2 separate regions of the Mus musculus genome follow, and region 2 is linked to region 1. Evidence: chromatin loops called from intact Hi-C (ENCODE). Cell type or tissue: heart. All regions are shown on one strand. Each heading gives the region's core, and the rest is flanking DNA. Links, peaks and the distances in the headings are about the cores only.

Region 1 (15,897 bases), core at 4,917-7,416:
ATAGTCAGTTGGTTGAATAAAATTTGAAACGTTTGTTGAGGCAGGAAAAACGTTGGGACAGGAAAAAGAAGCACGTTTCTCAGCAATTTGGTCAAAGGCTCTTGCCAGAGAAGAATTCCAGCATAAGGGTGCTAAGACAGCTAGCCGGTAAAGCTCTGCGCTTGCTGTCCAACCTGAGTTCAGTCCCTGGGACCCACGGGATGGAAGGAGAACCGACTGTCAAACACGGTCCTCTGATCTCCGCTCACAGGCTATGGCGTGTATATTGCCAACATGTGCACAACAAATAAATAAATGTAAAATATAATTCCAGCAAAATTAATAATTGCCCAAGGCCTTCCTCCCTTCCCAGCAGTAAACCTGCGATTTTCTAGGAATTTCACCAGAAACCTCATTTGCGGAAAACCTGCAATGTACCAGCTCCCTTCTGCAACCCTAGGGTTCTAAATCGGAATTCTATCCAAGGCAACTGCAATCTCACATATCAAATGACAGGGAGGGGCTTCTTAGCAACTGCTTGAGATGTAGCATGAGAGCCACCTAATGGGTCTAGCTAATGGTAAGCCAGTCAATTGCCATGTTCCCCTGGGGAACCTATTCCCACACTTGGGTGTGTCTTCTCAATGCTTCCTCTAACCCTCAAGATATCTATAATAAAAATCTCCAACTCTGTCTCATTATACTGACTGGCCCTGGAACACTTTTTTTTTTTTCGTTGAAGCCAGGAATCCATTTGATCTGAGTTGAAGTCCCTAAAAGTCTAGGGAAACTCTGCTGTGGGTGACAGTGGGGAGCTGTGTCTCTGTCCCCAGATCCCTGATATCTATGAGTTGAAAAATGAGAAGGCAGACTGCAAATGTGTCTGAATAGGATTCTATTTTTGGTTTCCTTTGCTGTTGTTGAGACAAGATCTCACTGTGTAGTGCTCACTAGCTTAGGACTCACTGTCCTCAAACTCAGAGATTCTCTACCTCTGCCTGCAGAGTAATGGGGTTAAAGATACACTCCTCCATGCCCAACAACCCTATTTACTTTTAAAAGAATGGAGAAGAATACTGCTTTTATGTTCCTTTTGTTTTTGAGTCAGAAGCTCAGATAGTACAGACCAGCCTTCACCTCAATAAGTAGCCAGTGATGACTTTTGAACTCCTAATCTTCTTGCTTGAAGGGCTTTTCAAGTGCAAGAATTACAACCCTGTGTCACTCCTAGCTTAGAAGAGAATGTTTTTGGGTCTCTAGAATGATTCACAAAAGGCTGATCATATTTAGGGTTTTTCTTTTTTTTCTTCCATAGAAGGAAACTGGTTCCTGGAGAATGTTGGCCTCAGCTTCATGATCTTTTGGGAGGTTACGATCCAAAACCTTTTGAGTTGAGGAAGGACATGATCCAACCTGTTTAGTAATCGAAAATCCTTTATCCTTGGATCACTGCAAGGGAAAGAACAAAAGCGTGGTCCCAAGACTGAAATCTAGGCAGCGTCTCCACTGCTGATTGGTTGGGGTCCTCGGGTACTGAGCCAAGCATCCTTTCTTTACCCTTCAGGCCCTTGTAGGGCTTTCTTGGGAGCGTGTTAAAAAGCCCATCGCTCTCAAAAGGGACATGCTGGTTGAAAATAACCCTGCCTCTTTCTTTCTTTTCCTCTGCCAAAGGCTGAATTCCTTCGTGAGTGCTGCTGAGAATATCAGACAGGCTGAAGTTTACACCATGTGGGTCTCGTTAGGCATGAGAGTTGGACAATTTCCGCTGTGCCAGATGTCCCCGGGGAACCATTTTCAGCTGGGGATGGCTGTCCTCACTGAGTCACAGTGAAGAATGATCTCTGACTTGGAGACCCTGCGTTGGGCTCCTAAAGCAGGAATGAGTTAGAGGAGGTGACCTAGGACAACATCACAGACTGACAGAACATTGCCTAAGACCCAAGTTCACAGTTCTCCTCAGAGAAGCAAAAGTGGCCTTCTGGTCACTGGGTAAATGCCCTGAAGGCATTCACTGGGGTCTAGGAATCAAGTAGATTCAGAGCTGGCAAGTTAGCACCTGCAGGGACATGGCCAGGTTAGTACCAAAGGGAACAGGAAATAGAAAAGGTAACAAGGGACTGAAGAGATGGCTGAGCGGTTAAGAGCACTGGCTGCTCTTCTAGAGGACAGGGGTTCAATTCCCAGCACCCATCAACCGTCTCTAACTCCAATTCCAGAATTTCTGACACTCTCACACAGACATACTTGCAGGCAAAACATCAATGAACATAAAAAATAAAAATAAATTATTTATTTAGAAAAGAAAAATGATAGCCAGGCGGTGGTGGCACATGCCTTTAATCCCAGCACTTGGGAGGCAGAGGCAGGCGGATTTCTGAGTTCGAGGCCAGCCTGGTCTACAAAGTGAGTTCCAGGACAGCCAGGGCTACTACACAGAGAAACCCTGTCTCAAACAAACAAACAAACAAACAAACAAAAAACACACAAAAACAAATAAACAAAAAAAGAAGAATGATGAGATCAATATCCCTCCACTTGGGAAGACAGCTGACATAATTATCAAAAATTGTCTGATATACTCAGCATATTTTTCGTGGTATTGGGTTCAAACCTTGTATGTGCTAGGCAAGCACCTCCAACTGAGTTGTGCCCCAAGCCTGATAATATTTTTTAAAATATTTTAATTAAAATATTTTTATTTTAATAAAAAATAAAAAATTACTAATTTGTGGGGTGTGGTGGTACACACCTTTAATCCCAGCACTTGGGAGGCAGAGGCAGGCAGCTCTCTGTGAGATCAAGGCCAGCAGGTCCAGGAGAGCCAAGGTTGTTATGAAGAGAAACCCTGCTCTGAAAACAAACAAAAATTATTAATTTATTATTAGTAGTAGCAATAGTAGTATAAGAGGGGCATCGGCATGCCCTGGTGCATGTGTGGAGGTCATGGGAGTCAGTTCTCTCCTCCTAGTGGGTTCTGGGATAGAACTCAGACCAGCAGGCTTAGATATCAGGAGCTTCACCCACTGAGCCACCTCACACCACCATGTCCAAAGCATAGTTTTAATGAGCACGTATCCCTCCCAGTATTCTCTCCCAGTACAGAGAGGGGGTTCAGAGGGCACAAGAGTGACATTTTTCTTTTAACAATCAATTAAAAAAAACTCAGAGTTCATAAAATGGAATGTGCTATGAAACGGATTTATTTTTTATGGATCCCTGTATGTTAGCTACACCATTTGTGTGCAATGCCTGTGGAGGCCAGAAGAGGGCATCGGGTACCCTGGAACTGGAGTTCCACATAGTGGTGGACCTAACATGAGCAGTAAGTGCTCTTAAGAGATGAGCCATGGCTCCAGCTCCCACATAGATTTCTTTCCTAAAGAATAAAAAAGAACAAAAGCTTAAAGGAGCAGTAAACTAACATGCTATGGGCAGCTAGGGTCAGTTAACCATGGGATCAGAGCTCAGCTTTGATGGAAATGTGTGGAGGAACAATTAAGTGAAAGCAAAGCAAACAGCGAGAAGATTCCAGGGCAGGGTCATTGCAGTGCAAGCCCCGAAAGGAAGCAGTCACTACTTACAAGCTGCAGAGTTGGTACACGGCCTACCAATGACAGCACTGCCATAGAGCTCACAGGACTCAGGCTTTGGGGCTTCCTAAAAGAAGAGACATCCACGGAGGAACACCTAGAGCCCACATCAGCATCCTTCTTAAACACTAATTACCACCAGGTGAAGCATCCGTTGAAATCTTTCCCTTATGTTTGTCTTGTTTGTTTTGTATGGTGGATGTTACCCACACTACCCACCAACTCCTCCTCTAGTGATCTTCCTGCCCACTGAGTAACTGGAGCTATAGGCTCATGTCACCATTCCTGGCTTCTTTTGTCTGTATCGTCGTCGTTGTTGTTACTTTTGATTTGTTTGTGGTGCTGGGAATTGAACCCAGGGCCTTGTGCATGCTAAGCAAGCACCCTACCACTGAGCCATACCCCCAACCCTGGTTTCTGGTTACCAAGAGTTCTTCATATATTCTTGATAGCAGCCCTTGATGAGATCACATATTTGACTTGCTGACATTTCCTCCTGTCTCCAGCTTGACTTCTCCTTTGGAGAACAGAAGTTGCGAGGATTTATAAAGTCCAGCAGAACCGGTTTCCCTTTAGGGGTCCTGCTTTTATTGGCTCATCTACAAAATCATTGCCTGTGGGTTAAAGGAGTGGTCTGGGAGACAAAGGTGTTTGCTCTGCAAACACAAGGACCTGAGTTCAAATCCCCAGCAGCTACATAAAAAGCCAGGTGAAGAGTGGGGAACCCTGGGATCTCTCTGGCTAGTAAACTTCTGGGGAGAGTGAGAGGCCTTGTCTCAAAGCAGTAAGGCAGGGAGTAGAAGGCACTCAGTGTCCTGCTTTGGCCTCCATGTGGAAGCTCACAGGTGTGTATGCTCACACAGTCACCTGCATATACCATACATACACACATACACCGCACACACACACACACACACACACACACACACACACACACACACACACACACATACACCACATATACTACACTACACACATACACACACATACAGCACACACTCTCTTACACTATATGCAACACACACATACCACACACATACACCACATACACACACACACCACATATACACTACACACATACACAGACATACCACACACATACAGCACATGTATAGCACACACACAAACACACATACATGCAACACACACCACATACAGACATACCATACACACACACCACATACATATAGTGCACACACACTCTTACACTTTCACATTACATGCAACACACACACATACTGTTGTGTTGTATAAAAATAAAGAAAGAAGGAATATGTCTGGTGGAGGTGTAGTCATGTGGGGGGAGGGACGCCTCTTTGGGCCCCTGCTGAGGCATCCCTTCCCCCTGAGGGACCAGCCACACCATGGTATAGTGTAGAATAGAGTTTATTCAGGGCAAGGGAAGGGGAGTTGAGAGGGTAGGAGAGACAGAGAAAGGGAGAGAGGGAGAGGGAGAGGGAGAGGGAGAGGGAGAGGGAGAGGGAGAGGGAGAGGGAGAGGGAGAGGGAGGAGGAGTAGATGCTGGCCATGAGCACATGGGGGTGGGCAATGAGGAGATTGGAAGGGACCAGAGGACAGAGCAAGAGCAAAAAGGCAAGAGCAAGAGAGGAAAGGGACAGGCAGCCCCTTTTGTAGTGAGTCAGGTACACCTGGCTGTTGCCAGGTAACTGTGGGGTGGAGCCTAGACAAAGTGCTAACACATGCAACACACACACACAACACATATACATTCACATGCAACAAACACACACAGAGTACACACACACACACTTTTGTCTACATTAAAATCACAAAAATGGCCAGGCATGAAAACAGACTCTGGAGTCCCAGAGTAGGGAGGTAAGGACAAGGCTTGGGAGATGGGAGGTCAGTCCTGGATTACAAAGCAAGACCATCTCACACTGAAGCAAGCTGGATGTGGTGATGTGTGTCTTTAATCCTAGCACTGGAGAGGCAGAGGCAGGTGGACGTCCGGTGAGTTGAGGTCAGCCCAGTTAACACCGGGAGTTCCTGACCAGCCAGGGCTACATAGTAAGACCTTGTCTCAAAACCAATAGGCAACTCACACACATTTCCTCTATGTTTTCTCAAAGGTTGTGCAAGTTTAGGGTGTGGTTAGCTTTGGCAGCTGGATCTGGCATGGTTTCCCATGAAGCAGTGCGTGCTATCATCATCACCCCAGCAAAGCAACGAGGGCTATGTTAATCCCCAGCTCACAAATACAGGCACCAAGGCTCAGCCAGGAGACATCACTTAGGGCTTATCCACCGTACATGCTTCAGTAGAATGTAGTGTTATGTATCTTTCTGAGACAGAGTCTCATGTGTTCTAGATTCACTCGGAAATTACTGTGCAGTGGAGAATCGCCCTGAGCCCCCGATTCCCCTTGCCTCTACCTCATGGTGTGAGGGACTGTGTCCAGTTTATGCGGTGCCGGGGAGCTAACCCAGGGTTTCACACCTGTGAGGCAGACACTCTGCCAACTGAGCTACATCCCACTCAGTTAATATCGTTGGCCTCCGAAACAACCCGGCAACTGAGTCATTTCCATCTGTGAACCATATCGCTTGTATTCAAATGTTTATCACCACAGCCCATCTGGAGAGCTGGTGTCGAAGACAAAATTCCTGGATTCAAATCGAGGCTCGGGTCAGTCCGTCACTAGGGAAAATGCAAATGATTTGTTTGCATAAACTCACCCTCTAAAAGCCTTTCAGTCATTTTACGTCACGGGGAATGGCCAATGGTTGTTGCAGTTGATAGTTTCAGCCACGTGGGGGCACCAGGAGCATGGGATACAGAAGATTGGTGCCCATGAGGGAGACAGGCTCTAGGGAAGTGAGGAAGGAAAGGAAAAAAAGACTTTGGTTTTGTATTGGTTGGTTGCGTGGTAGGTTGGTTGGTTTGGTTTGGTTTGGTTTGGTTTGGTTTGGTTTGGTTTGGTTTGGTTTGGTTTGGTTTGGTTTGGTTTGGTTCGGTTCGGTTTGGTTCGGTTTGGTTCGGTTCGGTTTGAGGCAGGGTCCCATGTGTCCTAAGCTTGCTTCAACCTCATCACTACGAAGCCAAGGATGTGCCATGATGACTTCACCGAACATGACTTCAGTCTCCTGCGACTCCTGCCTCCCCTTCTCAAGTGCTGGGATCAGAGATGTGCATCATCAGGGCCGCTTCCCGGTTTCCATAATGCTGGGGAATCAAACGCCAGCCTATTGCAAGATGGTGAGCACTCTATCAACTGGGCCACAACCTCAGCCCGGACAAGGGAAATTTCAGGAAGGCACTGACTGAATTATGGTCCCTCGAGAGCCCAGGAAAGGCTCAAGCTCACTGCTCACCAGCAGGCTCTGTGGCAGTATCTTTAAAAGACCTTTACCCCTACCCTCGCCCGGGAACCACAGGAGCCATGTAGCCAACAGGAAGACATCTACAACCTGTTGGTAAGGAAGGGTGGCTCACTCAAGTCAGGCGTGGGAGTCAGGTGCCTGAGAGCTAGGTCAGCCATGCCATCTCTGGCCAGGCCTGTCATCTACCTGAACCTAACAGGTGGCGGTGGCGGTGGTGGCAGTGGTGGTGGTGTGGCTTTCTTTTTTTTTTTTTTTTTTTTTTTTTTTTGACTTTTCAGGGTTTTTAATAGTCACACGCAGAGGGCTGGTTCATTTCAGATCCTTCACTGCCAAACCCGGGGGTAGGGACTGCTTCAACTTCTCTGCCTTTTCCTTGTCTGTGATAACCAGGGTGTAAAGGTACCTGCTGCAGCGAACCTTGAACTTCACATTATCCTTGTTTTTCTTGATCTTGACAGACTTGGCATCCTTCCGCCGGGCTGTCAGCAGAAAGTCCTTGATCTCCTCAATTTTACAAGGCATGGCGACGCGGGCTCGGCTCTGGCGTCCGCACAGCGACGAGAACCGAAGAGAAACAGGGAAAGCGTGGCTTTCTTTAGTTTGGCTGGTTAGTGAAAGAAGATCTCTTGTAGCCCTAGATGGGTTTTGAACTCACACTTCAGGTCAGGATGACCTTGAATTTCTTGTCCTCTCACCTCATCTTCCAAGCTCTAGGATCACGGGGCTGCTACACTATACTCAGCTAAGCCTCAGTCAGTCAGTCAGTCAGTCTGTCTGTCTGTCTGTCTGTCTGTCTCTCTCTAAGTTTTTATTGATTCTTTGTGAATTTCACATCCTGCACCCCAACCCCACTCACCTCCCCATCCCTCCATATTTGCCCTCTGCCCTTGCAACCTGGCCTCAAAAGAACACAAACAAAACAAAACAACAGCTACAAAAATAACTCACTTTGGGAGCTGCCGTGTGTCACCATGTGTCACACAGTACACCCTTTTGCCCAAACAGCTTTTTTTGCAAATGTTCATTGCAGTGAATCATTGGTCTAGTTTGAGGCCTTTGGCTTCTGCTACTGGCTCCTCACTGGGACTCCTCTCTGATATTTGCCCAGGCGAGGTGCAGGGCCTGCTTTCCCAAATGCAACCGCTGGTACAGTGCAAGGCCAACTCGCCTGCTCTTATGCCCTCGGAGCCAGCTTTCCCATGCTGCCCAGGTGCCAACCTGCAGAGCCCTCAGATGTCAGCAAGGCCGTAGGCAGCAGTGCAGACCAGAGATGTCTGCATAGGCTTTGATAGTAACATGGGCCACGGACGACATCAAGACAGGCCCTCACTGCTGCAAGGCCATGGACCCACACATGGCCTTTAATGGCAGCCCCAGGCCTGGATCTCACCACAGCCTCAGGTGGCATTCCAGGCTTCTCACATCAGTTCCTCACTACTGTCAAATCTCCAGTTCTACTTTTCTTCATTGTGCACACATCCTTTGGTTTTTCTTTCTCTTCCATCTCTCCACCACTTACTTTCTCATCTTAGTGACACCTGAGGCCTCTGGGTGTCTTCCTCAGGTGTCACCGCAGGTGAGATCCACCCTGCCTGTGCCTGTGGTATCAAAGCCTCAGTCTCTTATCTGTCAAATGAAAATGGAGGTAGCTGCCTCCTTCCGTGGCTTCCTTAAGATGGATAGCCATTTCAATATTATGAGCCCCACGTCTCCCAGCTAGAGGAAGGGGAAAGTCCCACCTTCTCCACTACATATCTAAGCTCAGACAAAACAAACTTGCAGACAGGACACAACTGTCTATTCAACTGAAACCTTGATGGACAAGCCTGACTCCATCTTAAGGTGAGAAGCTATCTGAGTACAAGGTCAAATTAATGAGCTGGAGAGATGGCTCGGCAGTTAAAAGCACTGGATGTTCTTCCAGAGGACCTGAGTTCAATTCCCAGCACCCACATGTCAGCTCACAACTGTCTGTAGCTCCAGTTCCAGGAATCCAACAGCCTTACACAGACACAAGCGTAAGCAAAACACCAATGTTCATAAAAGAAAAACAAGGTCAAAATGAATTCATTCCTGTCTGACTATGTCTTGACCCATTTTCTAGAATTTGGCATGTTCTATACCACTGTCTCTGACCCGCCAGGTCCCAAATAATGACACAGAGACTTATATTTATTTATGAAAGTTTAGGCCTTAGCTTAGGCGATTTCCCAACTAGCTCCTGTAACTTATTTAACACATTTATTGTAATTCACACTCATCACGAGGCCTCTTACCTCTCATTCCATCCTGGTATGCCTGACTCCTCCACATCTGGCTGGAGACTTCTCTCCCAGAGTCCCTATCTATGCCCAGACGTCCTGCCTTCAACTTCCTGTGTAGCTATAGACTGTCAGCTCTTTATGAAAGCCAATCAGAGAATGCCTTAGGCAGGTGCGGAAGAACAGAGGCACACCATCACACTGTGTACAAAAATCTTACCCCAACACTATACCCTAACCTCTGCCCTGATGAGATGTTCTGCAAGTTCCTATATAACCAAAAATCTTTGGGAACCCCCTACTCTTGCTGTTTTTGAACCATATAAACCCTACTTTTTCCTATATGCAATGGTATTCTCTCAAGTCCTGCTTTAGAGAGATAGCCCTGTGTGACAAAAAAACAAAGCTTGCTTAATTTAACATGTTGCACTGGTGGGTGTCTTAGTTAGGGTTTTACTGCTGTGAACAGACACCATGACCAAGGCAACTCTTCTTAAAGGACAACATTTAATTGGGGCTGGCTTACAGGTTCAGAGGTTCAGTCCATTATCATCAAGGCAGGAAGCAAGACTGTATAGGCAGATGTGGTGCTGGAGGAGCTGAGAGTTCTGCCTCTAGTTCCAAAGACAGCTAAGAGAAGAATGGCTTCCATGCAGCCAGGACAAGGGTCTTAAAGCCCACCCCCACAGTGACACACTTCCTCTAGCAAGGCACACCTCCTAATAGTGCCACTCCTTGGGCCAAGCGTATTCAAACCACCACAGTGGTCTTTACTCTCAGGATTAACAAATGCTCAGACGATTTAGGCTCTTGGCCAATAGATGAGCTTAGAGGATGTTTTCAGCCTGAGATTACAAATAGAGAGAGAGTTTATGTTAGCCAAGAATCCATTCTGTACAAAGTCATGGAAACTCAAGGTCAAGGCTAAGGGGAGACCAGTGAAAAGCCAAGGATGAAAGTCTAAGCAGCCGCCCACTGCCCCATTCACATAAACACCTCCTTAAGTCGGCTCCCTAAGACTCTCATCCCACTGTTATACTTGACCCAACTCGGTAAAGGTAAATGGAGACAGACGGCTCAGAGGTTAAAGAGCTTACTGCTCTTTTAAAAGACCTGAATCCTGCTCCCAGCACTTATATCAGGCCTTAAACTCCAGCTTGAGGGCTGTACTAATGTGCACACGTGTTCACACATGTGTACATAATTAAAATGAAATAACTAGTTATGATGGCGAATCTTGGTTATCAGCTTGCTTTATGTGTAAAGAGGGGACCTCAGCTGGGAGACTGCTCCATCAGATCGGACTGAGGTCATACCCATGATGCACTTTGCTAATTAATAATTGATGTAGAGGATCCAGCTCACTGCAGTGGTGTAGCCACTCCAGGGCATGTAAGCCTCAGCTGCGTGCCAGATAGTGATGTCGCACGCCTTTAATGCCAGCACTTGGGAGGAAGAGGCAGGTGGACCTCTGTGAGTTTGGGACCAGCCTGGTCTACAGAGTGACTTCCAGGACAGCAGGGCTACACAGAGAAACCCTGTCTCAAAAAAAAAAAAAAAAAAAAAAAAGCAGAACAAACAAGGAAACAAAGCAGCCAGTATGCATAATATGCAGCATTCCTCTATGGCTTCTACTTCAGTTCCTGCCTTCTGGACCCTGCCTTGAACTCCTGTCCTGATTTCCCTCGGTACTGGACACAACCTACAAGCTGAAATAAACCCTCTCCTCCCCAGGTTGCTTTTGGCCAGCATTTTAGCCCAATAATGAGAAGCAAATTAGGATCAACAGGGAAACCCAGGCTGAGTGTAAGTGGGAAAGGCAGTATCAGGGCTGACCTCAGTGTAGGGCAATATTCTGATTGCACCATTCAGGCTAACGGTTTGCACTGTGGTCCAGGGGCAGAGGGAAGGGTCTGACTAATAATTAGTCTGAAACATCCAAGTCACACCTTTTACCTACTGAAGCATCACATATATAATGGCTATTAGCCTTGAGCCAGTGAAATGGTTCAGCTGGCAAAGGTGCTTGCTGCTAAGCTGTGGGAATCCCCCACAACTCTCGGGGCCAAGGAATGGTAGAAACACACATCAAACCCTGAAAGCCCAACTTCTAAAACAAAAGACAACCACCTACCCCCTAATGTACAATTAATGATAGCTCTAACTACCCTAAACATATTTAACATCTACAAAAACTCCAAACACCCTCCTATCTCCCTGCATTGGCGCACACCAAAATTAACCCCCCATCCTAGTACGATGGCGTGTTTCTTTAGAAGGAATTTGGAAGGGAACAGATCCTCTCCTTACAAGCAGGAGGGATTTCACTTGTGTTTTCCCACAGGACCAGCCTAAGCCTATCTGGGTTCCTGCAAGAAACATCGGACACCACCCCACCAACCAGGAAGATGGCCGCCTCTGGCTGGCAGATCAAGGATAGAGGAGAAAGAGGCAGAAGAACGTGAAGACCCACTTGAGGATGGTGGAATACAGCCTAAGATGGAGGCTCCAGCCCAGGTGAGACACAGCACAGGCTCATGCTGAGGTTTAGCCTTCCAGGCATCCAGACGGGAGGCATGCGGGAATAGCCGGTGGGGCATTTAGCTCAGGGTGATTGTCCTGAGCGCTGAGGAAATGAGGAACCTTCTGCAGGAGACTGGGGCTGCAGCGCTAGCGCCTCCCCCCACGGCGGTTCTTGATGAGAGAGACAGCCCTTGCTTATCCAAACTGTTTATTCATGATGAAAAAGGTACATAGAGACTCAGGGTGGACCAGAGATTAAACACCTTTTGCAGGAGGGAATGTTGGGGAAGGGGAGTCTATTGGCTGAACCCTCAGAGCCAGCTTATCTAGATACCTCATTAACATGGAGAACTTGGGGCTCTATGCTATGTGACCAGTTGTCAGAGTCTTCACATGGGGTGTCCTGGCTACGTGCTCCAGGACAAGAACCAGGTCAGGACAAATTCAAACACCTACCCTTCTCAATTATGAGAACTGTCAGGATTTCTTAATCTTAATGCTCGACCTTGCCAGTTTCTGTCTGGTGGCGAGGTTCCACTTGGCCCTCACTTAGCCTCATAACCTGAGTTTGGTCCCCAGGAACCACACAGTAGAAAGCTGTCCTCTGACTCCCACATTAGTACCATGACCAAGAGTCCGCATGCACAAACGCATAACATAAATAAATGATGGTAAACAAGTTTTTAAATGAGGTTCTTGGGGCTGGGGAGGTTGCTTGGTCAGTAAAATTCCACATGAAGACCAGGGGTCATTCGGACACATAGAAAGCACACCTATAACCCCCATTTTGGGGAGGGAGGAGACAGGGAGGTCCCTGGAGCTCAATGACCAGCTGATCTAGCCTAATATATGAGATCCCAGTTGAGAGAGAGAGACAGAGACAGAGAGAGAGACAGAGAGACAGAGACAGACAGACAGACAGACAGGGAGAAAGGGGCAAAGCAGATATGATCATACACACCTTTAATCCCAGTCCTCGGGAGGCAGCAGCAGGAAGATCTCTGTAAGTCTGAAGCCAGCCTAATTTACAAAGCAAGTTCCAGGCTAATATAGTGAGACCCCACCAGAGGGTGTCAGAGGATGAAGGGAAGAAGGGAGGGAGGGAGGGAGGGAGGGAGGGAAGAAGGGAGGGAGGGAGGGCTATTCTTGATTCCTTACTGAATTTCACACACCCTGCCAATCCTAAGGATAGAATCAAGAATACGAAGCCTCTTCCCTGAGCCATGTCGCCTTGGTTATTGCTCCCAAAGGGACCCGGCCTCGGCTACCAGCACCCACGCTGGCTCTCCCCACCCTGTCCTTGTTTAGCTGTCTCCAGAGCACCAATGACCATGCAAGCTGTAGATCCAAATGATGATAACGAGTGGTTATCCCTGGTGATGTGAGTGCATCGAGACCACCAGATCGTACTTTTTGTCCCCCTGTCACATCCTCAACTCTTGACTCCCGCCTGGCACATAGTAGGTGCTCAGTGTGCACTTGGTGACTGGATGAACTGAAGAGCAACCTACCCAGCAGGCAAGTGGCATGACAATCCTGTAGATGAGGATGCTGGGGCTCAGAGAGGACCCCATGGCTGGGAAATGGTGGCTCCGGAATCCATACACATCACCAAAGGCAGGCGCCACCCCTCAGGGTCCCTCTAACTGGATCCACAGCCTGTCTTTGGTGGGGAAGGCCACACTTCTTCAGGGAAACATGGGCAGGGGTGTAAAAGGCAAATGGGAGGCTCTGAGGTCTGGGAGGAAGAGGGGAAGTCACCGCTGTTCCTGATTCAAAGGTGACACTGCTAATGAGTGCAGCTGGAGATGGGAAACACCTGATTAAGCGCAGATACTGATCCCAAGACACAGCCTGACTTCAGCAACAGCGCAGCAGAAGAAGCCTCCGTCCCCGATGCATTGGAGAGACTTCATGGAGACTCTTTTCCAACTGCAGGGGATGAATACGGTTTGGTCCACCTTTTCCTCGAAAGAAACTAGACCGAGGCTGAATTCTTTGGTTCGGTTCCCGCCGCCTGCCAGCAGCTTCTCCCCAGTTAATCACCCCCTTCCTTCCCGAGATACTCGGATCCCGCCCCACTCTTTCAGCCTTCAGTGCAACCTACTCGTTTGTTTATCATCTGCTAAGACTCCGGGCTGGAGAGCATGGAGCTCACCCTGAAGCAAATCGTGTCTACTCTGCTCCTGAGGCCCGAGTGCAGGCACATAGTAGGCACTCAGTATTATGTTTATACACATGGAGCAAGGATGTGATAAACAGGAAGACTGGTGAATGGTGATGGCTACATTTGTTAGAGCTTTGGCCCACAGGCGCTTATGTCTGCCTATCAATTTGTCTATGCCCATGTGTGTCTCTGCTGGATCTCTGCAAACATCCAGAGATCTGAGCAGTATCAGAGGTGAGAGGGGTGGGGAACAGATTCCTACCTTGGGGGAAGGGTATGGAGCTCTGACATGTGAACTTGAGAGTTCCTTTTGCACTGGGGTCCAGCCTTGAACCTCATTATTTCTAAAATACCCCTGTCGTACCTGTTCTAGAAGGAATCCTGACTGCCCACCTCACCCTTCTCTCCCCTGCCGAACTCACAGGCAGAAAGACTGCAAGGCATACTCTCTCCTCCTCCCCCCCCCGCCCCCCAAATGCAGAATGGCAGTTGCTATGAGCACCAGCATCCACATGGTACTTGACATCCATGGTTTTAGAAGTTCAGTTGCTATGGCAACAAATACCATGTTTTCCAGACTGAACACACACACATCTCTGGTTCAAATCTGAGGGAAAGGAGGCTCTTTCTAGACATCTCCTGGAGTGGAGGGGCGGGACCGTGCCTTCCGCTGAGAATTCAATACACATCAAGGAATTAAACCAAAGCTCACTGAGTAGTACGTGAACCAAGCTATTCCCAAAGCCAGTCCAGGCTGAAGGGCAGCCCAAAGCCCTCTGGGAAGCTACTCTGTGCACTGTGGACTCCGCCCAGCATACAGCAGGTGGCAGGTGCTTCAAGCGACCAGCTGCTGTGTCTGGGGCTGGTGTATAAAGAGCTCAGCCCGAGAGCTAGATGCTCATTCCAAACCCATATTCACTGCACAGCTAGTGTGGACCACCCGAAGGCATAGATAAGGGGGACAGACAAAACCTATACTCTGCCATCAAGAACACGGCTGAGCCAGGCAGTGGTGACACAAGCCTTTCTTTAATCCCAAGCACTCAGGAAGAAAAGGCAGAGAGAGTTCTAGGAGAGCCAGAACTACATAGAAAGACCTTGTCCCTAGGGAACTGGATCCTACCCTCACCTCAGGTTAGGGAGATAACTTAGGAAAGAACCAGCCCACAAGCATGACTACCTGAGTTCAGATCCCCAGCACCCATGCGAAAGCCAGCTATGTTGGTATGCATCTATATATGCATCCAGGGAGTGGCACTATTAGGAGGTGTGGCCTTGTTGGAGTGGGTGTGGCCTCGTTGGAGGAAGTGTATCACTGTGAGAGTGGGCTTTGAAGCTCTGCCCAGTGCAGAAGTGACAGTCTGCTCCTTGGCTTCCTTTATAAAGATGAAGATGTAGAACTCTCAGCTCCCCCCGGCACCATACCTGCCTGGATGCTGCCATGTTCCCACTTTGATGATAATGAACCGAACCTCTGAAATCTGTAAGTCAGACCCAACTAAATGTTGTCCTTTATAAGAGTTGCCTTGGTCACGATGCCTGTTCACAGCAGTAAATCCCTAACTAGGGCAAGCACTGAGAAGGTAGGGAGAAGTGGAAAGTGGAACCCCGGAACACAGCAGTCAGTGAGCATCAGGCACAGTGAGAGACTCTGTCTCAAGAAGTAAGGTAGAGCCGGGTGGTGGTGGCGCATGCCTTTAATCCCAGCACTTGGGAGGCAGAGGCAGGCGGATTTCTGAGTTCAAGGCCAGTCTGGTCTTCAAAGTGAGTTCCAGGACAGCCAGGGCTATACAGAGAAACCCTGTCTCAAAAAAAAAAAAAACTAACTAACTAACTAACTAACTAACTAACTAACTAAATAAATAAATAAATAAATAAATAAATAAATAAAGTAAGGTAGAAAAACTAAGGAAGACACTTGCTATTAGTCTCTGCAGGCACCACACACACACATACAGTCTATACACACACACACACACAGACAGACAGACACACACACAAATAACAAGATGATACATCTTTTTTAAAAGAAC
Region 2 (15,897 bases), core at 5,819-8,318, 320 kb after region 1:
TAGTGTTTTAATAAACATTTAACTACACACAGAAGAAAACTTTGTATGCTTTGTTTATTAAAGAAAATACCACGGACTGCAGCTTCTCAGAAGGTCAGGTGAGGACCCTTCTTCTTAATACCTGGGTTGACAAGTATCACATAAACGGCTTAGGGTGGTAAGCAGCTACTCAGACAGACCCATGAATCTCTAAATACCAAAAGTCCATCTAAAATGCCTTAAAACCATATGAAAGAAATAACTACTATTCACTTGTTTGCTACAAGCTCTTTCTGTAGTGCCCAGCTAGCTTTGAAGACATGCCCTCAAACAGTCTACAAGTCTCAGCCTGGCTGTGGCAGGAAACCTGGTGCGGGTCTCCAGCATTGCAGGGGAGCAGTCCAATCACTAGCCCTACAGACATTAAGAATTAACAGCCCTAGAAAGCAGAGTCCTCAGAAAGGGAGGTTAGAGAAATGTGTCACTTAGTAAAGCTGTGAGTTACACAAATGTAAAGACCTGAGCACTTGTGGAAAAGCCAGATGTGGTAGCATCACATGTAACTCCATGGTCAGGTGAGGGAGGCAACAGATAGGTAGGTCACATTAGTCCTTGGTCAGCCAGCCTAGCTGACTGGTTCAGTGAGAGATTACAGAAAGGGGGGAGGTGCAGGAAGCTATCCTATCTACACATCAGGACCCTAAAGCCCGTGGAAAAGCACCAGAGGGCATTGCCATGCTCTCAGTGTGGGGACAGAGTACACACTGGTGGTAGATCACTGGCTGGCCAGCCTTACCTAATCCATCAACTTCAGGTTTACTGAAACCATGTTTCAAAGAAAAAGGTAGATAGTATGATAATTTGAATAATCAATCACTTTCTTATTGGATTTAAGGTCCATTCTATGAGACAGAGCCATACCTAAAATTGCTAAAGTCACCAAGAACTTGAACCTAGATGCCCATACATAGGCCCTGAGGGAGCATGTGCTGCTACGGTTCTTGAACAAAGCAACAGAAGGACTCCTAAGAACAAAGAGCTATGGCCACAGACCAGTGCTTGGCTCAGCCCTCTTCAGAGGCGCTTCCTCTTGCAGTAGACAGGGGGGGAAACAAAGTCCCATAGCTGGACAAAGAGCAGAGAGTGAGAGACTCCAGACACTCAACCCTAAATGGGATGTCTTCATCAAACCCCTTCCCACAGAGCTCAGCATCTATGTGGAAGTTGCTCAGGAGTAGACACATATGAACCCCATTTTTGGTGGGAGGAGGGGGCAGGGTGATGGGTAAGTTCTCCACTGCCAGTGAAAACAGCCAAATTAAATCAGATTAGATTAAAGGCAGGTTTATTGGGAAGGTGCTCTTGGGCAAGTTCACTGGCCCCAAGGATAGAGGCTGGGGGGGGGTGGCCTTGGAGGGATTGGGGGGGGTACAGGACGGGGTAGGAGGAGAAAGAGGTCACCCACAAAGAGAAGAGAAACCAAATGTAGTGATAAGAGCTAGAGAGATGGCGCAGAGGTTAAGAGCACTGACTGTTCTACCAGAGGTCCTAAGTTCAAATCCCAGCAACACATGGTGGATCACAATGAGATCTGATGCCCTCTTCTGGGGTATCTGAAGACAGTTACAATGCTCTTTCATATTTAAATCTTTAAATGAAAAAAATTAAGGGGGAGGGTGCTGGAGAGGTGGCTCCGTGGTCAAGAGCACTGGCTGCTCTTCCAGAGGTTCTGAGTTCAATTCCCAGCAACCACATGGTGGCTCACAACCATCTGTAATGGGATCTGTTGCCCTCTTCTGCTGTGTCTGAAGACAGCTACAATAAACAAGATAAACAAATAATCATAAAATAATAATAATAATGATGTCAGGATTATATAGGGAGGAACCTCTGGGGAAAGGGCAGCCCAACCTCTGCCCTGGTAAATTCAGGATTGCATGCAGGGTATGCCAGGTAGAAACTGAGGGATGCTGGGAGAACTGGAGGCCAGGTCTGCATTGATGTGTAAAATCTGCACCTCAGCCCCTTGTCCCAGGTCTGAAAACAAATACGGAGCTTTATGTTTCAATTTTTTTTTTGTCTTACTGTTGAATGAGTGAGTGTGTGTGTGTGTGTGTGTGTGTGTGTGTGTGTGTGTGCGTGAGAGAGAGAGAGAGAGACAGACACAGACAGAGAGAGCACATGCAAACTTAAGCATGAATGAAGTTAGTGGATAGGGAGGTGAGGGTAAGAAATGGGAAAGAGTATGATTAAAATATATGAAAAAATTTACTAAAAAGAAAACAAAAATAAAGATGAATGCTGATCATGAGAAAACACGCAACAATGTCTTCAGACCTCCACACACCCTCACATGATGGCCACTTGCACAAACGTACAAATTCACACTTAGCTGCACACATGCACACTGGCATGAACACACGTATACAGTGCACACAGCTGAGTGTGTCATGAGTGAGCAGGAAATTAAGGCCCTGCCACCTACTGTGTAAACTGTGAGGAAATGCTGCCCCTGGCTCAGCTGGGTAAGCAAGAACTAAAGGGTCTGTACTACTGTCACCTTGAACACTTCATATCACATAATATGAAGAAAATGACAATACTAACATAGAAATACTTTAATCTTGTTCTTTATTAGTCTTAATCTGGCATAATCTCAATTCAACCACCATGAGCCGAACAGGGGCGTGCGTACCCTGTGTTCCCAAACCATGAATACCATGAATTGGTTCACTTAATGTGTCATAAAAATCACAAAGTACATTAAATGCAGTCTCTAATAGGAACATCTGGAGACACACAAAGAAAATGACTTCCAGCAGAAATAAATACATTGACACACTCACAGAATCCCACACTCCTTACCTCAGTAGGTAGGAATGAAAAAACTGTCCCCAAAGAGTGCTGCAAACGACAATACAAAACCATAAAGATGCCAGATAATCACAATAGACTAGGACTAAGTCAGCAATCTCCCCTCAATGCTTCAACAGTTTACAATGTGTGCCAATGCCAAGTTCCATCCTGTAAAACCTTGATAAGATGCAGGTCCTCACTGCTAGGAGGGAACATAGAGACCCTCAGACTCAAACACAGTGAAAGGGGAATCTAAATCAGGGTGTGAAGAGCTTCCAAGAACACAGGGAACTGCTTTCTAATTCTGGTTAGGAGGGTCACACTGAGGGTCACGCTTACTGAGGACTTGGGAGCCAAGGACAGATTCTCCCCAAATACAAGAGGGACTCACTCCTCCTTAAACACCTTAACCCAGGGATGGCGGCTCGGCCCAGGTCCCAGTACTCAAGAGAGGCTGAGACCGGAAGCCTGCCATAGATTCAAGCACAGCCTGCGCGGTTAGCTTGTCTCACAATGTAGCAGACAGACAACAGCCACAAAGCACCAGAGGGTCTCCTTGCTAGACAGAGGAGGTGGCCAGCATGGCTGAGCGCAGCTGCCCCTGCACTTCTGAGACCGCAGAGTTCGAGGACGGCCTGAGCTCCGGACTGGGCGGTGGGCAAAGCAGCAGGATTTTAGAACTGTTCTTCATGCTCCTCTGCACAATCCAGCCACTGCTTCTGTCCAGAAAGGGTGACTACTCAACAGTGTCCCAGCAGAGGGTTTTAGCAAGAGGAGCTCAGGGCGCACCAACCAGGTCTTGACTAGTCTATGATGTTGGAAGATTTTGAAATAGCTGGAGTAGGGGAAATCTAGAAAAAAACCCAATACATTCATTTGTGAGAACTGTGTGGGTGGTGGGGCCATGGATCCTATATGCTAGAGCAGACTCACAGTATCAGAGAAGACAGGGCAACAAAACTTGAAATACAAATACTAACAGCTCGTGCCCACCCTATGTGAGAAGAAGGCAAAGACTTCCAACAGTTATGTGCAAATAACATAAGGAATCCTCATATAAAATGTCTCCTATATTTAATATGCATAGGTCCAGAGAATATAAACAAGTATGGCCTTCACTGAGAAACACCCAAGACAAATAGCAAAATAATTTAATTTTAAAGACGCAATGAGGAAGAAAGAAAACATACTTCCGATGGACAGACAGACTCGCAGACAGTTCTTTATCTGTGTGAACTATGAACAAAACACTGAGAATCTACTGGAATTTAGACAAATTCTCCAGAATGGAATGGACCTGACATCCAGTCAAAGGAAATAAATACCAAGACAAGGAGCACAAAGACAATGTACTGGCTCCACCTGGCTGTAAATGTGACACTGGAGGGCTAAAATGTGTTTAAAGGCAGTACAATTGGGGTCTTATTGTCCGAGAGGCTGCATCTGGGGAGTACAGTGAACTGCGCTGAGGAGGGGGGGATGTGAATGGGAGCCCCTTGGCGAGTGGACTGCAGAAAGCAAGTTCACTCAGGGTCTCTGAGCAGAAGACTGTGAAGTGAATGATCGGCCTGTATAGCAATGTAACAAAATCAGAGCTCTGCTTTAGAAATGAGCTCCGCTGTTAAAGCCTGGGTGCTCCTGAAGAGGCTGTAACTTCAGTCCCGGGTGATCTGATGTCTTCTCCTGGCCTCCACAGGCAGAAATCAGGCATAACACAGAGGCAGAAATCAGGCATAACACAGAAATACACACATGCAGGAAAACCACTCCCACATACAAAATAATATATGAATGTTTAGAATTTTAAAAGTAAAGATTAATTCTGACTGCTTGTGGAGGATTCAACCAGAGGGAAGAGAAAATAGAAGGATACAGTTTGTAAGATTAATGCAGTCAGTGTGCAGGAAGTGGCGAGGGCCATGAGTGAATTTTACCTAATACAGGTCTGTGATACACTAGGAAGCTCTGTGGAGGCAGGAGGGTGAGAGAAGACAGGAAGACTAGGTGTCTGGGATGTGTGAGGGAGGGAGAAAAGGCCCATGAGTTCCACCTTTAACTTTGAGATGCTGGAACATAACTAATTTTATGGAAACTAAGGACAAAGTTTTGTTGACACTATATGGAACAGTACAACCCATCACTTCCTAACCTGGGCGCAGCAAAAGCCATAGAGAGACAATGAAGGAAAGGACTTCTTAGCAGAAGCACAGGGCAGAGACACATGAACTGCCTGTGCTGTCTTGGATCAGGAAAGGGCTGTATTAAAGCCAAGCCCCCACAAATCACTGAGGAGAAGTTAGACTGAGAGGCATAGAGGCAGCCTAGTGTAAATAGTGAGTTATAGACTCTGCCATTAACAAAACAAACACAAAATAAGAAATTCATGTGTGAGGTTTCCTGCTAGAAGTGTAATGGCCAACACAGCTGCAAAGCCAGGGAAGGGCCTGACTGCTGGACTCCCGAGAGCTCCTGATAGATTCAAGACAGTAAGAATGGTCTTAGAGCCCAATGTGGTGTCAATCACCCTTAGTTTCAACATCTGTTAGTTTGGGGCCAGCCTAGTTTATAAAAGTGAATTCTAGGCCAGACAAGGCAAAATAGATCCTGTCTTCTACCAAAACCAAACAAACAACAAAAACCCATCAAACAATCAGTAGGTCTGTTAATGAATGCCCACTCTCCCTCAGGGCTGCCTGCCCACCTGCCCACCTTCCTCCCTCTTGCTACCTCTTCCTTCCCATTCACCTTCGAATTGGAATGATAAAGGAAGGCCTGAGCCCGGAGCACTGTGTTCTAGAATCACCAAACAACCTTCTATGGTTTATAAATTACCCAGCCTACAGTATTTTGTCACAGCAGCAAAAACCAAAGTAAACGATATATGTCAAGGAATTCCTTTAACATATAAAGGGCTCTTGCAAAAAACTCAAATAGTATCCCAATACAAATATGTAAAGACAAATAATGTATATGCACACAGAAATTACAAGACAATAAAAACTCTTCACTTCAGAAATCTATAAGAACTAAGCATGGTTATTTTTTTCTTTTGATTATTTTTTTCTAATCTGTCAGATAAAAAAATTATAAACAAGGGGAATGCTCTGATACTGCTGAGATAGAGAGAATCCAATATAGTCCAAGGGAAACTCTGTAACCCTAAACAGGCAGAAACATCACTCCAAATGCTTCACTTAGACACAAATAGGAAACAATTTGAAACAATTTGATGGCCTGTCAATTAAACTGTTTAACATACAAACAACGGAATGCAGGCAGTCCTAATGTAGACTATAACTGTCCCTTGGGAATTATACCTGTGGCAAAGCATGAATCTGATTTCTGTGAGTTAAGAAGATGCTGTGGCAAATGGTTTACATAAACCCAAAGGCACAGAACATATGCGAATGCATACATGCAAATGTATACATGCATATACATTCAGCGAGAAGGGTCTGAAAAGACCTCAGACCTGGGGCCTAACCTCCTAACCTTCTCTTTCCTGTCACTTCCAGAGATTGATTACCTGTACTTGTACAGACATAAAGCTAGGTTAATTTTCATTTGCACTTTTTTGTAAAGACAGGTCTCATGTATCCTAGGCTGCCTTGAACTCAATAGTTAGCTGAAAATGACCACAACTTCTGTTCCCCCTGCTCCTGCAAGCTCTGAGATACAGGCATGTGCTACTTTGTTCAAGGAAGTTATTCTAACTTTCTAGACCTAACATGAAGGACAGATCGAATGCTAACATGAAGGACAGATGCTAATTCCTCATAACAATGTGCATCAGTTTCTGGATGGTTACAGTCTCCACTCTCACTGCCTGGCATTCTTAAAACAGGTGGTAGGGAACAGGAACTGTGCGCATGCCACCACCACAGCTGATTCCAGTGTCCAGAGGGCGTGCAATTTACTAGGCTCCATCCAACAGCTAGCTAGCAACAGCTGCTGTCACCTCGATCTCCCAGTACTACCCGTGCTGCCACTGGTGAGAGACAAGGGCAGCAGCACTCGAGAGAACTGCTTGCTACCCAAGTCTCCCTCCTCCTCCCTCCATCTCAGTTTCTGTCTCTGTCTCCCCCTCCCCCCAAGTGTTCCTGGTCAGCCTGTTTCTCTCTTCCTGCCCTTAACTGTCCCTCTCACCTCTCCCCATCTTCTTCTGCCCCCTTTCCAGGTCCCTGCTCCTCTCCCTTCCCACAATAAACCTTTAATATTAGGCCTGGCAAATTTGAGAGGGATCCCCTGGTGGAGGCCCGCCAGGAGTCCCTTACTCCTGCTCAGTGTATTTCATAACACATGTAAAGTGAAGCCTTACGCTCTAAAAGCAAAGACTAACTCACTCAGAGTTTGATTAACTGTAGTCTACAAAACTAGGAAAACAAAATCTAATGAGAATGATGGTTTCTATAACCAACCTAAAGCACACTGGCTAAACAACCTAAACACTGGCTTCATTGGCTTCTACCCAGAAGTGCAAGAAAACTCAGAATTGGTCTTAAGGCAGTGAGATTTCCTGACTGATTTAAGACAAATGGGGAATCTAAATTGTATCTGAAGATATTTTGCCAAAACTAGATCTTATCTAGTTTTGTTATCTCTTGGGTATAATCCATTCTAACAGCTATTTTAGGGGGTGGGGGGCTTGAAGCAGAGTTTCTCTGTTGTAGCCCTGGCTGCCCCCTGGCTTCTGTCTCCCAAGTGCTAGGACTAAAGGTGTGCACCACCACACCCAGTTCACAATTCACTCTAAATCCAAACAGTTAAGCATGCAACAGACACTGTTCACCATGACATTGCATTTAAACACAAAGAATGCATGCCAGCTTAGTCCTTAAGGCTCGTCATACTGAATAGTAACATTTCATTCAAGGGCTAGTACTAACACTACCATACTAACAAGAACAATGTGACTTAATTTAATAACTCCCATCTTTACTACAATCACCATTTAAAACTACAAAAATACGCTTCTCAGAAGAGAGCAACCAACTCGTCAGTGCCAAATTGGACGAGTTGGTTGGACATGGATGACAAGATCGCTACTTAAAAGTTAAAGCGGGATTTTCTTGTTTGTTTGTCCTGCCTCCTTCCTGATCGAATTACACTAATAACACAGGAGTGTACCTGTGCTGCCAACCCAGCATGAAGCTATTAGTTGTTAAAGCATGAAATGGCTTGTCGCAGATTCCATTTCCCAGAGGTGGGGTGTGTGTGTGGAGCTGTTCTGTAAGGGACAACTCCCCTATGGCTCTGGCAATTCCCCAAACTACAGAAGAAGATTTACATTCAAGATGTGCCAATGATTCCGTTTCCAACTTTTCCCTGACCTGTGCTCCTTGCCACAAGACCCTTTACCAAGTTTCAGCTATTATTTACTCGAAGGCTGATCCTAAAAGTGGTGAGAAAGGAGGGCGAAAGAAATAAAATGAACAGTAGTTTGTAAAATCTATTTGGGGGCTGGAGAATTGGCTTAGAACTTAAGAGCACTTCTCACTGTTATAGAGGAGCCACGTTCAATTCCTAGCACCCACATGGTAGCTCCCATTCCAGGGGATCCAACACCTTCTGGTCTACACATCACTGACTACACGTGGACATTTTAAAATTTTATCTATCTAATCTCTTCTGTTCCTTTTCAGAGGCCAGCTGCTACGCAGCAGGTAATTCTGAGGATAGAAACCTCTCTTGGTCACTAACCACCACCAATGGCCGAAGGGCTTGCTACTGGGGGGGGGGGGCGCGGATACCATTGCTTCTTCTCCACTGTAGTAGTTACACTGACTAGGCTGCGCTAAGAGTGGAATCTTTGTCTCTCAGGTGAAAAGCATCCGTTCTCTAAGACCTGTGCATACATCTACGTCCAAGCACGGTGACCATCTGGTGGGGCCATGGTCACAGGAAGCACACTTTCTATGTGTATGACACATAACATCTGTAGGAGGCACACAGAGATCATCTAAAAACTTACTAGGGAAGACAGCCTGTAGTTTCACCGACGCCTAGAGCAGACAGCAACAGTAAAAATTCCCTTTGCCTTCAGGTTTTCGTCATGTGGACCCCAGGATTGTTCCTGTCAATGGACCCTCAGCGGCCATCTCTGGTGACTTTCAGTGACTCAGGCCTGCCATGAGTTCCATGCAGACTCCTTCAGCTTAGCTCAGTTAAGTTCCATGTGTGGCTGTTTATGAATCCCACTGGCAGAAAAGCCAACACATCCATGACTATGACAACACACTGAGACAAAAGAAGACCTGCCTCCTTCACCAGAGTCATCTTTCCTTACTACTGAAGTCCGTGGGGAGCCTGACAGAGAATAGGCACAGGCCTTACAGAAGGCATGGTCCAGTCTTTTCACCCGGTCTTTCTTCCCCTCTCAGCCCCACTGGTTGATCTCTTTGATGCCTTCATGCTTCCTGTGACCTGCTGACCCCTGAGTCCCACACGATTTATGAGCAATGCTGTCTTGATTCAGTTATTGTGGGTTAACCTCCTCACTCAGCTGACCTGTGCACAGACCTGCAGACTGAAGCCAAGCTAAAATGTGCTGTCAGCCTTAAAAGAGAGCCTTAGAAACCACAGCAGGGGCAAAGTACAGCACTCAACTGTTTACTAACTTGTGTGTGTTATATTCCTACATTACATTTTTCTGTAAGGTATCTTTCTGTAAGGTCTGTCTGTATCCCATTCTTGAACTCCCAGGACTCTCTAATACAACCTCACCTAACCCACTAGTACCCGGTCTCTATGATCTGCCACTCTGTGTAGTCTATGCTGTACAACCCTGAACATAAACCAAGGGCAGCCTGGATGCCAGCAGTCAGCTTTGCTATGGACGCACAAGCAACTGTGTGGGACTTCAAAGGAGTTAAGTAATGGGATCCCACCTGCTATGAAGTCTGGTCAGATGCTAAGCAGGGTTAAAGCACTGCTACAATTTGTTGTAAGTATAGTGCTACATGTCTGCCATTCTAACCTTAGGAGGCTGGGCAGAAGAACTGCCATCAGTCTGGGCCAGGGCCCTTATTTCAGAAAAGAACATGAAAACAAGTTAAAGTCACCCTTGGGAATAAGCAGTTAGAGCTCTCTCGTTGGGAGCACTCCTGGTAATTAGGCAGAGACACCAAGGGTAGGATAAGTAGATTTCCTAGGAATTCCCTATGCCCCCTAGCTGTGGGGGTGCCACTGCTATCCTGGCTACCTTAAACTGAAGGGCTGTAGTTCAGTAGCCAGTAGACACGCTGCATGCCAGCAATGGCCATTTGGAACATTCCAGGGATGCCTGAAAAAAAACTACACAATTACAAAAGTCTGCCCCAGCTCTTGAACATACAGCCAACCAGGTCTGCTCCAGTTGTCAGTTTGTGCTAGCACAGACCATGATGGACTCCAGGTGACCCTGTAGCCCTTACCATCTGGGACACAAGGGGAGCACCTCACTTGCTGACCTAGCAGAAAGCCCAAGGAAGAAAGCCTGTGATTGGAATAGACATCAGCCTTTGTTTGCACGCAAGGTGAGTTGTGATTGTCTCAAATACCTCTCATCTGGATACAAACGCACACTGTTGAGGCTCAAGTACTGACTCTGCAGAGAGATGCTGTCAAGTGTCACCCTTCCTGTTGTTGTGACATTAGGTCCAATAAAAGGCTTGACAAGTTGTACCTTGCCTACTTTCCGCTGTATGGGCTGAGCTCACAAGAAAAAAAATAGACATCAAAGTGTCTTCAGTGGCAGAGTCAGTAGGCATGTCAACAGCAGGTGATCAGTTGGCAGAGCTCAGCAGAAGAGGCAAGGCAGCCAGTGGCTGCTTGGCAGCAAACGAAAAAGAAACTGGATGGTTTAAGAACAGCCAGGGCAGAAGAAAGTAAAAGAAAGATGGCAGGGGAGGGCAGAGGCTGAGCCTGAAGGATAAACACTGCTGAAGGCCACTGGATAGAGACTGTGGAGTCTGGGTACAGGGAGAAGGATAGAATGGTTAGGTCTTTATAGCCCAGAGCTGTAACATTGCTGCTGCTAAGGGCAGAGCAATCCCAACTTCAAGGCCTACATAAAGACTGCTACCACTAGAGGGCACCATCTACTCTCAAACACCCAAGGAAACAGCCTGTCAGAACCAGCTTACCCACCTACAGTTTTATTCTGGACAGCGCAGAAAAAGACCCAGACTTCTTGCTAACTGGAAACAAAAGCAGGTACACCATGAGAACAAAAACATGCTTGGCCCAACACACCAACAGAGAAGGCTGTCCTCATAGTAGCTCTTAAACTAGAAAGCCATTCAAGATGGACTGGCAGGCGGGGTTGGGGGAGCCCACACCTTTAATACCAGATCCCAGGAGGCAAAGAGGCAGACACTTTCTGTGAGTTCAGGCCAACCTGGTCTAGAGAACAAAAGACAGCCAGAGCTATAGTGTGAGATCCTGTCTCCAACAACAACAACAACAACAACAACAACAACAACAACAACAACAACAACAACAGGTGGATCCAGGATCGTGTCCTAACTTCAAATGTCTATTACAGGCCCTGTGCCGAGGGCTTTCTAGAAAGAGAACTCAGCGCCAATGTTCAGAGCCTGCAGCCTTTAGGAAAAGAACAGACTCAGTATTTTTTGACACGATATAATCTCCCTTCACCAAGTTCAGCCGTCTATGGGCACAGCTTCCATGACCTCCCAGAAATGAAGCCAGAAGCTGTAATGCTTCTGCTGTTGACTTTAAGAGGAAAAGTACACTCATCAATTAAACAGCTACGATCCATCCCACAGACTCCACGCATACACAGAGCCAAGATTTGTACGGGTGGATTCAAATGTAAGAACACAAAAGAGACAAGACTGGAGGCTCTCCACAGCAATCACTGTCTCTATCTGAGTTGTCACCCACCATACAGACACCAAGACTTGTGCTTGCGCCTGTGGTCCCAGGGAAGGGGGTAAGGACTGAAGAAGAGCTGGGAAGGCACAGGGTCACACTTGCAAGATCCGAAGACAGGAATGGGCTGGGTGCAAGAGAGCTCCACTAGTAAAGGCACTCACTGTTCTTGCAGAGGATGGAGTCAGGTTCCCAGCACCCACACCAGGCAGCTGACAACAGCCTAGAGTAACTCCAACTCCAGAGGGACACACCTTCTGGCCTCTAAGGACATCCACACACATGTTAGACATTCACATAAAAACACATACATGTATACATATATACATGATCAAAAATAAATCCTTAAAAAAAACAACAAAAAAACCTAACCAGACACACCATATAGAGAATTAAAATACAGAAAGGTACAGATTTTCAAGGTGGGAATTTCAAGTTGTCAACTACACCCTATCTTAACTGATGTTTGCAAAGAGACTAAAGGGTGCAAAGTGTGCATGTCCTCACCAACCAACTGCAAGTTCTACTCCAGCACCCGCCAGGCCGTCCGAGAGGCCACTATGTCTAGAATTATACCTGGCTGTCAATAAACCATGTATGTAGGTCATTTCCGATCTACTATCCCATTGCATGATCAATTCTGGAGACAAAACCACACTCTTAATCATTCAGACTTAAAATGTTTAAAGAAGACAATTTCAAAAATAAGTTCTGTAACAACCTTGAAACCCTCTAACCGAGGTGGCCACATACTCTTCTCTGTAATGGGGACTGCGACAGAGAGGACCATCACTCCCAAGGGGAACACAGCCCACTCAAGCCAACAGGTCACAGGTTTACGAGGGCTCTGAACTGAACTCGCTTACTCTTGGTGACCTCAATATCTCAGAGCACTTCTTTGAGGCTCTGTGGCGGTAATCAAGTCAGCGGTTGGCTACTCTGCCATGCCTTACCTCTGGTCTAATGCTCATTTGTAAATCGGCTCTGGGGGCTCTCACCTTCCAGCCATGAGAACAAACAAACAATCCCCTTAAACAGGTGCTTCTGTCTGCTGGGCTCTCGGTGACAGGTGACTGATTACGTTGGGAAGTCACCCAGTAACAAGGTAAGAAGCTTCAAACTTGGGCAACCAATTTCAATGCCACAAGTCACAGTTTGCTCAAGCCTAGCTCTTCTTGGGACTCTTCGATTTCTTCTAAGACCAAAGCCACATACTTTACCAGTCAGGCCTGACTAAACTCACAGAGCAGCCTTGGAAGCACAGCTGTGTAGGTCCTGAACGAGACTCTAACGGGGACAATCTTCTCAAGCATCCCGGCCACAACGCGTACATCCTCACTGTGACACCACCCTCTTCCACGGCACTTCATCCTAAGGCTCCACAGCGGACTCATAACTACTCACTCAATAGGGTGGCTTCCAAGGCACGAAGCACCTTTGGATAGCATGGAACAGCTCAATAGCAAGTGTGGCAGCATCTGTGCTCTGAATGCGAAGCCAACCCACAGAAAACATCGCCAGTAGGACCTGAAAGCAACTCGGGAAGAGAACCGTGTCTGTCGAAGCTTCCTGAGATACTCAGGCTCTGGACAGCTGACAGAGAGGAAAGGACAGAGTGGCTACGGAAGAGAGCGAGGAGGTCAATGAGTGAGTGCCCAGCGCCCACCGCCATGGTCATGCTCACTCTACTTACCTGAGGAGGAGTGGGAGTGGATGCGGGTCTTCCTATAGGTGGAGTGGGATTTCTGCTGCCACCTCCAGACATAATCTCCTCTGTTATGTCTTTACCTCCCTGATTTGGATCTCGAATTCTTATCTACAATATTAAATAAAATGGTAAGAGTAAATGTGGTGTCTGTGTACCAGATTTGTATACACACAGATAATATTAAATTTGTTAACTTCTACTTTAATCACAGAACCATATGTGATCATTCCAAAAACTGCAGGCACCAAGCTGTGACAATGACTGTAATGGCAGAGAAAGTAGGGCTGAGCAGGTTTGATTTCTAGGTCAAAGAAGGAAACCATCTATGTGCGTGTAAGATTGCCAAATACATTGATTTTACTCAGAGTTCTTAATAGCAACGAGAGCCACACATAGCCTAAGAATAACAAAGTGCCTGAGTTAAGTTTTTAATGCCCTAATGGTGAAGTGCAGAAAATAAAGATGCGCATTTGTATCGCAGTGGGACTCTATCTGGCTGCAGTACGCAGCTGTAAGGACAGTGGCTGTCCTGTTGCTTTGTATAAGTAAAGGCACAGACACATCACACAGGCCAAATGAGCACAGAACAGTTCAATGCTATCCTACATCTTTACAGGTAAATTAATCAAAGGACCAGGAGGAAGGATGATGCAGATCTAAATGTACTGCCACAGAAGGACTGCCAAGCTCTCTGCTAAGTTAGACAGTGGCACACAGCTCAGTGCATGTGTTCCTGTTTCAACTGTCAGTGGTTCCTCATGCTTACAATGTCAAAGGTGCTATAATGAGGATGGAATCCCAGGGCTAAGGAACTCTGAGCTGGGCCATGGGTAAGAAGTCCCCTTCTTATGTCCATTGCTTGCATAGCTTAAGAAGCTAACTGCTTTCTTGAGAACTTCAGAGAATTCACTATCAAAAAACATCAGGCTATCTATCTGCAAGGCTACAGGGAAGCAGCTCTTCATTACCAGCCCATTTGTCTGGTTTCCAAACTGCCTTTCTGTTTAGCCCAGGCTGGCCCTGAACTCACTGTGTAGCCCAGGCATCTCTGGAACTTGTGTTAATCCTCCTGGCTCAGCCTCCCCAAGCTCAGATACCAAGTGTGTGCCACAGCCAGCTTCCTCTTGGCTCACTGCTGACCATCACCACTACCACCACCACCACCATCACCTATATGTTATCTATACATTAGCACCATTTCCTCCTGCCTTACAGGACACCATTCAGACAACTTTCCCATACCAAGTGAACACTTTAAAGCTCCATTTCTTGCCAGCTGTGTCATGCTAAATTGGAGTGTTCTGTTTACTGAGACATGTTCCTAAATCACTTGTTTCTAACCAAAGCAGCAAATCTGAGTTGGTGACTTGGTCTCAGGTCAGAGCACATGGGACAAGCACACTCCCAGGTCCATCACCCGTGTGGATCTGGGGCTGTTGCTGACCGTCATCATCACAATCTATGTTCTGCTGGGGAAGACACTGGGAGCCATCTTCTACAAAACATTTCACAATTCCAGTTCTGTGTCACTGCGCTCTTAGGCTCTTGGGTGTGGCTTACTAGACAGAGGGAAATGTCCTCTTAACTATTAAATTTTGCTTTGTGTTTCTCTCTTCCAAGTCTTCCCGCCTTGTGACTCTTTAGGATTTTGGCTTCTTCTAATTTGGTGCTACCGTTCCCTCGTGTCGGGTCCTAAATGTTGCTCAGCGCTGTAGTATCAGAGAGACAGGATCTGAGAAATAAGCCAGAGTTCCTCCCACAGAAGGAGCCAGAGGTGCGCTTACCCATGCAGCACGAATGGCTGGAAAGAGGTGACACTAAGGGCGTGGATATGCATGTCCTAGCCGAGTGCCTGTGTAAACCCTCTAGGCTGAGGTGAAAGGCAGAGATAGAAAGGAGAGGAAGAAATGGCAGTCACTGTTGTAACTGAGGTGAATAATGATTGGATATGCTTATTTTAGAAATGATTATATGCTCCAATTTACGACGAATCAATGAAGATCTCTTACAGTTTTTTTCTCTCTCTTGGCTGGAGGGGGCTGCTGCTGCGTAGGCACTATGATAGGTGCTGACTGATACACTGGCTGACTTGGGTAAAAAGGCGTTCCTAAGGGATCAGAACAAAATGAGAAGCATTCAGTTATTTTGTCAAACACTACCAGCCTGACAACAGGGCCATGTCCCTGAACAAGCTCTTGGGGGAAACGAAAGCAAACTACTAGGGACTCCTCTTCTTTCTGAAACAGGGTCTCAACTCTGTGGCCCGAGCTGACCTGCAAGCCAGATCCCCCTGCCTCTGCCTCCTGCTGGATGGAGTATTGCCACGAGCCACCACACACCTGGGCAGTAGTTTTAATTATATCTTTTCATAAACTCCTTACAAACTACTGAATTGGTCAAGAAATTATCCTTAAAATATGGACTATCTCCAAACATCCATAGAATTTAATATGAAAATATCTCAGTGCCAATTCCTGCAG

What was found. Peaks named below come from ENCODE experiments on the same cell type or tissue, not always from the same donor. Only the 100,000 strongest peaks of a DNase experiment are listed, where the experiment ranks them.
Region 2: it touches region 1 in a loop (3-fold over the local background); 2 of 42 quality-filtered maps call a loop at or near these places.

What each region holds. Positions count from the first base shown.
Region 1 is chr4:138,417,328-138,433,224 of GRCm38, reverse strand. It overlaps the pseudogene Rpl38-ps1. Among named protein-coding and RNA genes, the nearest start is that of Mul1, 9.4 kb to the left of the region's middle. In heart, for the core only: a CTCF peak has its summit at 6,329 (motif pointing right); DNase peaks (open chromatin) are centred at 5,674, 6,014, 6,324 and 6,645; H3K27me3 peaks cover 1,015 bases.
Region 2 is chr4:138,102,942-138,118,838 of GRCm38, reverse strand. Eif4g3 (eukaryotic translation initiation factor 4 gamma, 3) reads right to left here. Exons shown (of 35, transcript NM_172703.3): 9 at 15,427-15,524; 10 at 13,403-13,525. Among named protein-coding and RNA genes, the nearest start is that of 1700095J12Rik, 28 kb to the left of the region's middle. In heart, for the core only: a CTCF peak has its summit at 6,825; a DNase peak (open chromatin) is centred at 6,828.